2 separate regions of the Homo sapiens genome follow, and region 1 is linked to region 2. Evidence: read pairs that join two places in POLR2A ChIA-PET (ENCODE). Cell type or tissue: OCI-LY7. All regions are shown on one strand. Each heading gives the region's core, and the rest is flanking DNA. Links, peaks and the distances in the headings are about the cores only. Region 1 has its middle 23 kb from the start of ZNF385B. Region 2 holds the start of LOC124900526 (small nucleolar RNA SNORA43).

Region 1 (4,404 bases), core at 131-4,130, 52 kb before region 2:
CGAAAGAGCTAAAAATTTCTCATATTTAGATTTGTTAACATCTTATCAAACTTCGAAGGTACAGCTTTACTGTCTCCATTTACTATAAACATACTATAATTTACAATTCAGTAATCAGAATCTAATGCCCCTCCTGACATCAGAGAAAGCAGAAGGCTGGAGCTGGGAAAAGGAGCCAGTGATGGAATTCAGTTCAGATTCTCTGCCTTTGGAGATGTTGCCATCAAACAGCTGCAGGAGGTCCCCTTCGGGCACAGTCTCCATGACCCCTCACCAGCATCTCTGTGACCCTGCTAGAAGCCCTGGTCCCAGGAGGAGAAATGCTGAGTTATACAAACAGATCTAGCCATTTTAAAAAGAAGCTTTTTTTCCCCTCTTTATATCAGTGGGTGTTCTTCTGTCCTACCATTTATTCATTGCACTCACCTGGAATGGCCTCTAAAATCTCTTTGTAAGCACTGAAGCTCTGTTCCAGCATGTAAAGAAGGAAATTAAGGAGAGAAGGAAGAAAATGATTCTGTCTGCTGATATTTTTCTCATCTGTGTACCTGCTAATCTACCAACAGCCCTGTGAATTTGAGCTTAAAAACTGAAATATATATATTTACATATATAATATAGATTTACATATATATTCTCATAAAATATACATCTTCACTACTGGGAAATGGTCCAGAAGACAGAAGAATTTACATATGCATATATGCATTGCTTTTTGTTTTTGTATCAGGAAAAAAAACCAGGTGCTGATATTTTAATAAACTGCAAAATGCTTCTCCCACTCTTTTCCTGTTCCCACACACCCTCTTCTCTAGCTGCACTGGTTTGTGAACTCCTTGTTCTCACCAAAGGAGTTAGCTAGGAAGGAAATGGTAATGTGTTTAGGTTGATAGAAATCAACAATCAGTTGGTTTGACAAACCAGTACTCATAGCTTCTACTCATTGGGATGTCACACATTTGTAATCCATGGTATTAGAGGGGTGAACAGTTTTTTTCCCAAAAAATGTATCCCCAGTGCCTTTAAGAGTGAACTTAGATACCATCAGGGAAGTGGGTCAGCCCCTAGAACCAAGAACTAGGCCCCTAGGCACAAAGCAGTCTTCCTCTCCTCTGATGCGACTCAGGGCTCAGCTGGCTTAAGAAGTGCTCTGTCACTGGCAGAAGGGAGAGGGGGGAATCTTCTGATAAGAGTGCCCATGCTCCACTTCCTTTAGTAATCTATAGCTCTCTGGAGATCCTTCTTGTTCTTAATAAGGACAACCTCATCAGAGAAATGCTTAGCATGCTACAGAAAAACACCACGGCCATAGAAACCAGGAAAAGAACTTGGTGAATTTCTTACTGGACATCCCTAAAGAGTCTGTGAGGTGTGGCGCAGGTCCTGCATAGGTTATGCCTATGCGGCATCATGGATTATACAGTCAGCCCCTCCCTACACAATGAGCAGTGGCTCTGAGTGAGAGCAATGCCTGGAGACATTTTTTATTATCATGACTGGAGATGGGGGTGCTACTGGAATCCAGTGGGTAGGGGCTAGGGTTGTAGCTAAACATCCCACATTGCACAGGACATCTCCCACAAGAAAGAATTATCCAGCCCCAATAGTACAGAGGCTGGGAAATCCTGTGTTAGAGGGAATGAGGGGGTGGAGATTTGGGAGATGAGAAAAGCAGAAGTGGGAGAGCAACATACAGCAGAGGGCTGTAGAGGTGGCCCAAAAGTTTGGCCTTTTCAATCAAACCTCAAAGGCTTATTACTTAGAGGGTGATCTCAAAATAGGATGGGGGTATTTTTGATTGAAAATTTCATCCCTGAATCAGACAATAGTATCAATTTGCTGTTAAAAATTGGAGTCATATCCTAGGGCTGCTGGAAGTTAACGACTGCGCTCTCCAGGTGAGTCTTTCCTTTCCTGCGTGTATGTGGGTACTAAAGAGAAGGGCAACACAAACCCAAACACGTGGCCTGTCTGGAAGCAGGCAGCGTATAAATTGCAAAATAAGAAAGCCTGGGTCCTTTGTGCCACAGACAATGCTGATAAAAAAGGGTACACATCCTTCTTTGCGTAAAACATATTATTGACAACTGTGGGCTTAAGATAGATGAGCTGTCTCCCGCCCCTCAAGACTGCAGCACTGGGTCTGAAAAATTTCCTCAGGAGGATTTCTCAGGAGTTGCTTTTCAAAGGACAGGCCCAGGTCCATGTAAAGAGCCCCCTCCCCTCTTCTCTACATACCACCCTGGGAGAATTTACTGACAACAGAGGGCAGGGGTGGGAGTGTGGGGGATGGGAGTGCGCACGTGTGTGTGGAGTGTGTGCGCGCATTTTACTTCCTGTGACTTTATGTACTTTACAAGCAGATCATGCTCTGGCAGTAACGAGAGTGCCACCTCAGCACCCCCATAAGGAGAGGAGTTGGAGCTGATGACCTCTAGGGCCTTTCCAGCTGTACCACTTCTGGATTCTATGTAGGCAATCATTTCCTGCCTGCAGAAGAATGCCAAATGGCTGTGTTCTCTGCTTCCTGTCTTCAGTGGCCTTGTGGGAACTTCACCCGCTCGGCAGGCTGCTCTGTGTGTGACAAGGACAGGGACAGAGGAGCACCCAGGCCATCCGTTTCTCTCATCCCATTCTTGCTTTGAAGTAATGCTTTCTATTCCTTCTCAAGATGATGAGAAGGACTTTAATGGGCTGATTTTATGTAAAGATCCAGTGATAGAAAAACAAATTCTAGTCAGTGCATTACTTACAGGGTCATTCTACAGAAGCTGAGGCTGTTTCTAAAACAGTCCCCAAAGTAGCTTAAAAAATAATGGAGATTCTAAAACCAGATCATTTCCTGATGAAAACACGAGGCCTGTTCAATATTTAATCCTTTCTGAAATCAGCATGGTTTTTCTTTTTCCCACAAAGGTATTTATAATGAAGTCCTTGAATTTGCCCCTTGGACACATTTACATGTTGTGCCTAATTTCCTAATTCTTTTAATCAGGCCTCCCTAGTTTAAATCATGGTAACTGTCTTTTGGTGAACTAGGATTCTTATTCCTATCTGTCTGACAAATATACGGCATCAAATATTCATCATTTAAATGCAATTAAAATATAAAATTATGAAAACATCATTGCAATTATTTAAATTGCACCAGTTTTAATTAAAGGATTAGGGCAATGGGGAATCTGAAACATAATATAATGCGTAATGAAGAGGCCATATTTCTGTGGGTTGTTAATAATTTAAAGGCTTTCTGACTTTAAAGATAAGAGGCATGCGTGTGTATTTGTCACCAATAAGTAATAATGACACTGGAGAAGAATACAAAAATGAGTAAAAAAAAATAAAAACTCAGATGTACCAAAAGATTAAAAAATTTACCTGCCCAGTGAAATGCTCAACAGTCCTCAATTCTACCAGATTAAAAGCAATATATCAGAATAAAACCTCTCATATGAGTGGAATATGGAATTCAGCTATGTTGTTAGGAATCATATCTTCACTTTAAAGAATTCTTACATATATATTTCTATTTTACTAGGATTATCTTAATTTCTTTATGGATGTGGGACTTGTGAGACTACTTTAATTTGAATGTTTGGAATTGATCTGAGATGCAGTCTGTAAATGATAAAACCTAAACACGTGTCTAAAAACTTTAAAATTAATTGACTCTTTATTCAGCTGGCCTGCAAAATGACTCCATATAAATTACATTGCTATATGTAAATTGTTTGAACTTTAGCTGCCATGTTCCATATAAACAAACAGCAGCTATAAACAGTGTTAAGTGAAGTGAAAACTGGTTTCCCTATGGAGGCTCAAAATGTGAAGCCTCTCATGAATTTTAGCCTCATATACTTCTATAATCAACATCTCTTTTCACAGTTTTAATTAAAGTGATAACAGTGCTTAATGTAATACCCATGCTCGTTTGCTACCCGAGGCCTATGTGTAGCACCCGCATCCTATGCAGGTATGCATTGGTTCTCACTTGGACCAACTTCAAATTGCGGAAGGAGTAATCGGGCATTACGTGTATTTGCTCCAGTGGACATGTATACCTTCAGATAATTTTTTTGAACAAAAAACTTGGGAGATCACCTGGTCTAACATTCTAGCTTTTAGCAAAATAATAATAATAATAATAATAATAATAATAATAATAATAATAACTAAGCCACCTATATAAGATAGGTATCTAGATCAACACTACCCCCTGCAAAAAATAATGAATATCATCTAATTTTAAATTTTCTAGTAGCCACATTTTTAAAGTTAAAAAAAGTGAAATTAATGCTAGAATATATTTTATTTAGTCAAACATAGCCAAATCATTATTTCAACAAGTAATCAATATAAAAAGTATTGAATTATTTTTTCATAGCAAGTCTTTGAAATTCAGTG
Region 2 (4,404 bases), core at 186-4,185:
AAAAAAAAAAAAGAAAAAGAAAAAAAAGAATTACTGAATCATAGGAAACATTTATGTCCAAATTTAGCTGATACTATGCAACAGTTTTCTTCTTCTTCTTTTCTAAGAAATGTCAGGCTATAAACCATTCTTAGTGCTCACTGGTTTGTGAACACTGAGCATAGAAATAGCCACTTTTTCTTTGCTCCAATAGTACAGGCACAGCACAGCAACTGTGTCTATGGGGCTGGCAAGTCCAGGATAGCATCTGCAGGGCAGGGCAATGATTTTCTTTAACACACTTTCATGCATACATTTGATCTTCATTTTGGTGTCCTAGGTTTTAAGCTAATGCATTTTTGCCTTCTACTTTCTCCTGGTTTACCATAAAATGCTTACATTTGGACTTCAATTGGGTAAATAGTAGTTTGCCTTGCATTTAAAATTTCATAAAACCTCAAGAATCCAAAGTGTATCAAATCATCCTGCCTAGGATTCAAGGAAAATAACTGAACTGTTCCCCATTCATTCATCAAATGTTTATTGAACACCTACAAGCAATTTTTTTATTAAACCTGGGGATATAAAGAAATGTAAAATTCAACTTCCAATCTCCAAGAAGTATCTACAGTAGTTGATGACTCTTTCATCAGTAGCTGTCTGCCCCTTTCTCATGCCTTCCTGTCCTCCTGTCATTTCAACAATAGTTGCCTGCAGCATAAGTAAGCAATGCGTAGCAAGCTGGTAGCCATGAATGGGATTATTTGTGCTACTGTAGGCAGCATCTTTCATTTACCACAAACAATTTTCTCTTCTCTCCTTTGGATAACTATCCATGAGTTTAGTCTTTCCCTTTTCTGGACAAAAAATTATATTAAGGAGAAGAGTAAAATTGTTCTAGAAACTTGAGGAATGGTGATAATACTTATTTTTCACATTCTTTCCTGTATTTTAAGGGTCTGTATGTATTTGTTGTACTTGTGTATAATGGGATTTTCAGACTACATTTATATTGTGTAAGAAGATTGAAAATGTTCACAACGTTCCTGCTGTTCAGTATTTCATATTCTAAAATGATCTCCAGAATACATTGGTTGTTAAGGTAATGTGCTCAAGTATCTTTGTGGCTTAAAGGAGGTATTACAACTCCCAAAATAGCTATGCTTAGTCCTTCTCACTGGTAATATAAAACCAATTTTTGTTTGTGAATTGAATTGTTGCACCTGTGCAGTGCATTTCAAAGCCCAGGAAGGGTGCTGTTAAAGGAGAGATTCTCTGTAATTTATAAAAATGGAGCAGTGATTTCTAGTGAAACAATCAACCTCATCTAAAAATCTCTCATTTAGATGTTTCCATAAAATATTAAGAGACACCCAAAGGTCCTTTATTGTATTTTTTCCATAGGCATCTTTATTGAGTCTGTACTTATTTCCATCTACAGTTAAAGAGCTGCAAGCAGAAGTATGCAAGCAAAAGTATAGGATGGTGGGAATAGCTGATTGTACCAAATGATTCAAACTATCCATCAACAGGAAAATCCTTGAATTAATACAGATACTTTTAGTGCAAGTGGTACCAATCCAAACCAAAGTAGCTTAAGTAGAAAGAGGATTCATTGGCTCATATAACTGGGAGGCTAACTTCAGCCACAACTCAATTCAGGGACTCAAACAAAATTGTTCAGATTCTGCTCCTCTCTCTGGGCCCTGCTTCCTTTTGAGCTGCACTAATCCTCTCCTACTGCACCCTACCTTTTTCTATGGGTCAGTGACTGCTCCAGCTGCAATAAACACCCTTCCTGCTCTGCTATGCCTTTAGACATGGCCATGTGTTTCATGGCCAAATTGAAAAACTACGAGAGAAGAACTCCTTGTGGCCCAGCTTAGGTCATATGCTCCTTCCTGAACCAATTACAGTGCCCAGGGGAATGGGGTACTAGGAGTGGCCAGGCCAGAAAGTTATTTTGTTAGCTGGTTCACTAGAATCATTTCATCAGAGAGAGGAACAATCCTCAGACAAAAAAGCAGCAAATGTTCAGTACAGCTCTCACAGGGGCTTCACATATATTAGTCACAAAAATAGTTTTAGGGCAGGGAAGATCTATGGTTAAACAAAATAGGGTGCTATATAAAGAATGGAACTCACAATGACTCCTAACTCATACCAAAGATACTCATTCCAGGATTTCCTGTTACCAGGAGAGAAGCTGACTTGCAGTTGATTCAATCTCATTTGCTCAATCTTTTAGGTATCGTAATCCATGAAATTACTGATAAAACAACTAGGTAATTCACTTTAACAACCACTTGACTGTCACTGAAGTGTCTGATCAAAAATTAAGGTGTTAGCTGTGTGAGGTGGTATGTGCCTGCAGTTCTAGCTACTTGGGAGGCTGAGGCGGGGGGAACACTTGAGCCCAGGAGTTTGAGACCAGCCTGGGCAACATAGCAAAACCCTGTCTTTACAAATAAAAAGATGGTTAAAAAAAAAATTAAGGTTCTTGCAAGAGTGAACCTTCCAAGGTAACCTATGGACTTTGGGTGATGATGTGTCAATGTAGGTTTGCCAATTGTAGCAAATGCACCCCCTGGTGGGGGTTGTTGATAATGGGGAGGCTATGCACACGTAAGGAGCAAAGCGTACCTGGGAAATCTCTGTACCTTTTGCTCAATATTGCTGTGAACCTAAAATTGCTTTAAAAAATTAAGTCTATTAAAACATTAAAAAATACAGACATAACAAAATGAAGGTATTCAGGTATTAGATAACCTAATTATCTAATTCTCTAACATAGCATTAAAATAATTCAATAGTCACAGCTAGTTGTCCCTCAGATAAAAGTTGGTTACAGCTACAGTAAGAAACCAGAACCTGTATGGGACAATCATATTAACAGGCAAATAATAATGCTTATATTTGCAGAAAACCTACTTATTTCCCTAGAATATCAAAGTATCTTGACAAATAAAAACAGTTGGAACATTGCTGTACACCACTCTATTAAATGAGTTCCTCATTTAAAACAAATTTTGTCCTCACAAAAACAAGAGGGCAATATAAGTCTACAGAGCTTTATTTGAGTATACAAAAGTGATGCTGTGTAGGACAAGCACCATCATTGCCATCCACTGGAGTAATTCCTAAATGTTAGGTCTATGACAATGGTAATGAACTGGGACAATCTTTCCTCCCAGGGCATAATTGGCAGTATCTGGAGATGTACTACAGGACTGGGAGATTTGTACTCTTGGCATCTAGCAGGTAATGCCAGGATCACTGCTGAATATCCCATGTTGCATAGGATAGCCCCATACAACAAATAATCAACTGGTGCAAAATGTCAACAGTGCTGAGGTTAAGAAACTCTGGCCTATGGCAAGATGCAGAGGGAAAGGCAATGTTTAAGACAAAACCCCTGCCCCCAATGATTGTATAATCTGCTTGAGGGGGTAAGATAAATGATAAGGGTGTTTCCTAGCTTTTCTTCTAGGACGTTTATAAATTGAGGTCTTACACTTAAATCTTTAATCCATCTTTAGGTAATTTTTGCAAAATTTTTGTAAAAAAGTTTGTAAAAAGTAAGAGTCTAGTTTCATTCCTCTGAATATGGCTAGCCAGTTATCCCAGCACCATTTATTGAACAAAATAAATCATCAACAGAGTAAACAGATAACCTATAGAATGGGAGAAAATATTCACAAATTATGCATCTGACAGAGGTCTAATATCCAGAATCTATAAGGAATTTAAACAAATCAACAAGCAAAATATAAATAACCCCATTAAAAAATGGGCAAAAGACATGGACAGGTACTTCTCAAAAGGAGACATTCAAGTGACCAACAAACATGAAAAAAATGCTCCATATCACAATCATCAGAGAAATGCAAATCAAAACCACAATGAGATACCATGTCATACCAGTTAGAATGGCTATTATTAAAAGTAAAAAAAAAACAACAGGTGCTGACGAGGCTGAGAAAACAGAACACTTACACACTGTTGGTGGGAACGTAAATTACTTCAGCCACTGTGGAAAGCAGTTTGGAGATTTCTCAGAGAACATAAAACAGAGCTATCATTTGGCCCAGCAATCCCATGACTGGGTATATATGCCCAAAATAATGTAGATTATTATACCAAAAAGACACACACACTCATATCATCATCACCATGCTATTCACAACAGCAAAGATGTGGAATCAACCTAGGTGTCCATCAATGGTGGATTGGATAAAACAAACATGATACACACACACCATGGAATATTACACAGCCATAAAAAATGAAATTATGTCCTTTGTCGCAACATGGATGCAGCCAGTGGCCATTATCCTAAGCAGATAACAGGAACAGAAACCAAATACCACATTTCTCGGTCGTAAGTGGGAGCTAATATGGACATAAACATTGGAACAATAGACA

What was found. ChIA-PET counts read pairs that join two places held together with the same protein. Peaks named below come from ENCODE experiments on the same cell type or tissue, not always from the same donor. Only the 100,000 strongest peaks of a DNase experiment are listed, where the experiment ranks them.
Region 1: POLR2A ChIA-PET joins it to region 2 with 7 read pairs; 1 of 35 experiments calls an interaction of 5 or more read pairs at or near these places.

Annotation. Positions count from the first base shown.
Region 1 is chr2:179,881,915-179,886,318 of GRCh38, forward strand. No RefSeq gene overlaps it. Among named protein-coding and RNA genes, the nearest start is that of ZNF385B, 23 kb to the left of the region's middle. In OCI-LY7, for the core only: no CTCF peak of the experiment used is centred there; DNase peaks (open chromatin) are centred at 1,137, 1,707 and 2,457; H3K4me3 peaks cover 2,958 bases; H3K27ac peaks cover 3,575 bases.
Region 2 is chr2:179,934,294-179,938,697 of GRCh38, forward strand. LOC124900526 (small nucleolar RNA SNORA43) reads right to left here and starts at 245; the gene lies at 108-245. In OCI-LY7, for the core only: a CTCF peak has its summit at 2,588 (motif pointing left); a DNase peak (open chromatin) is centred at 2,568.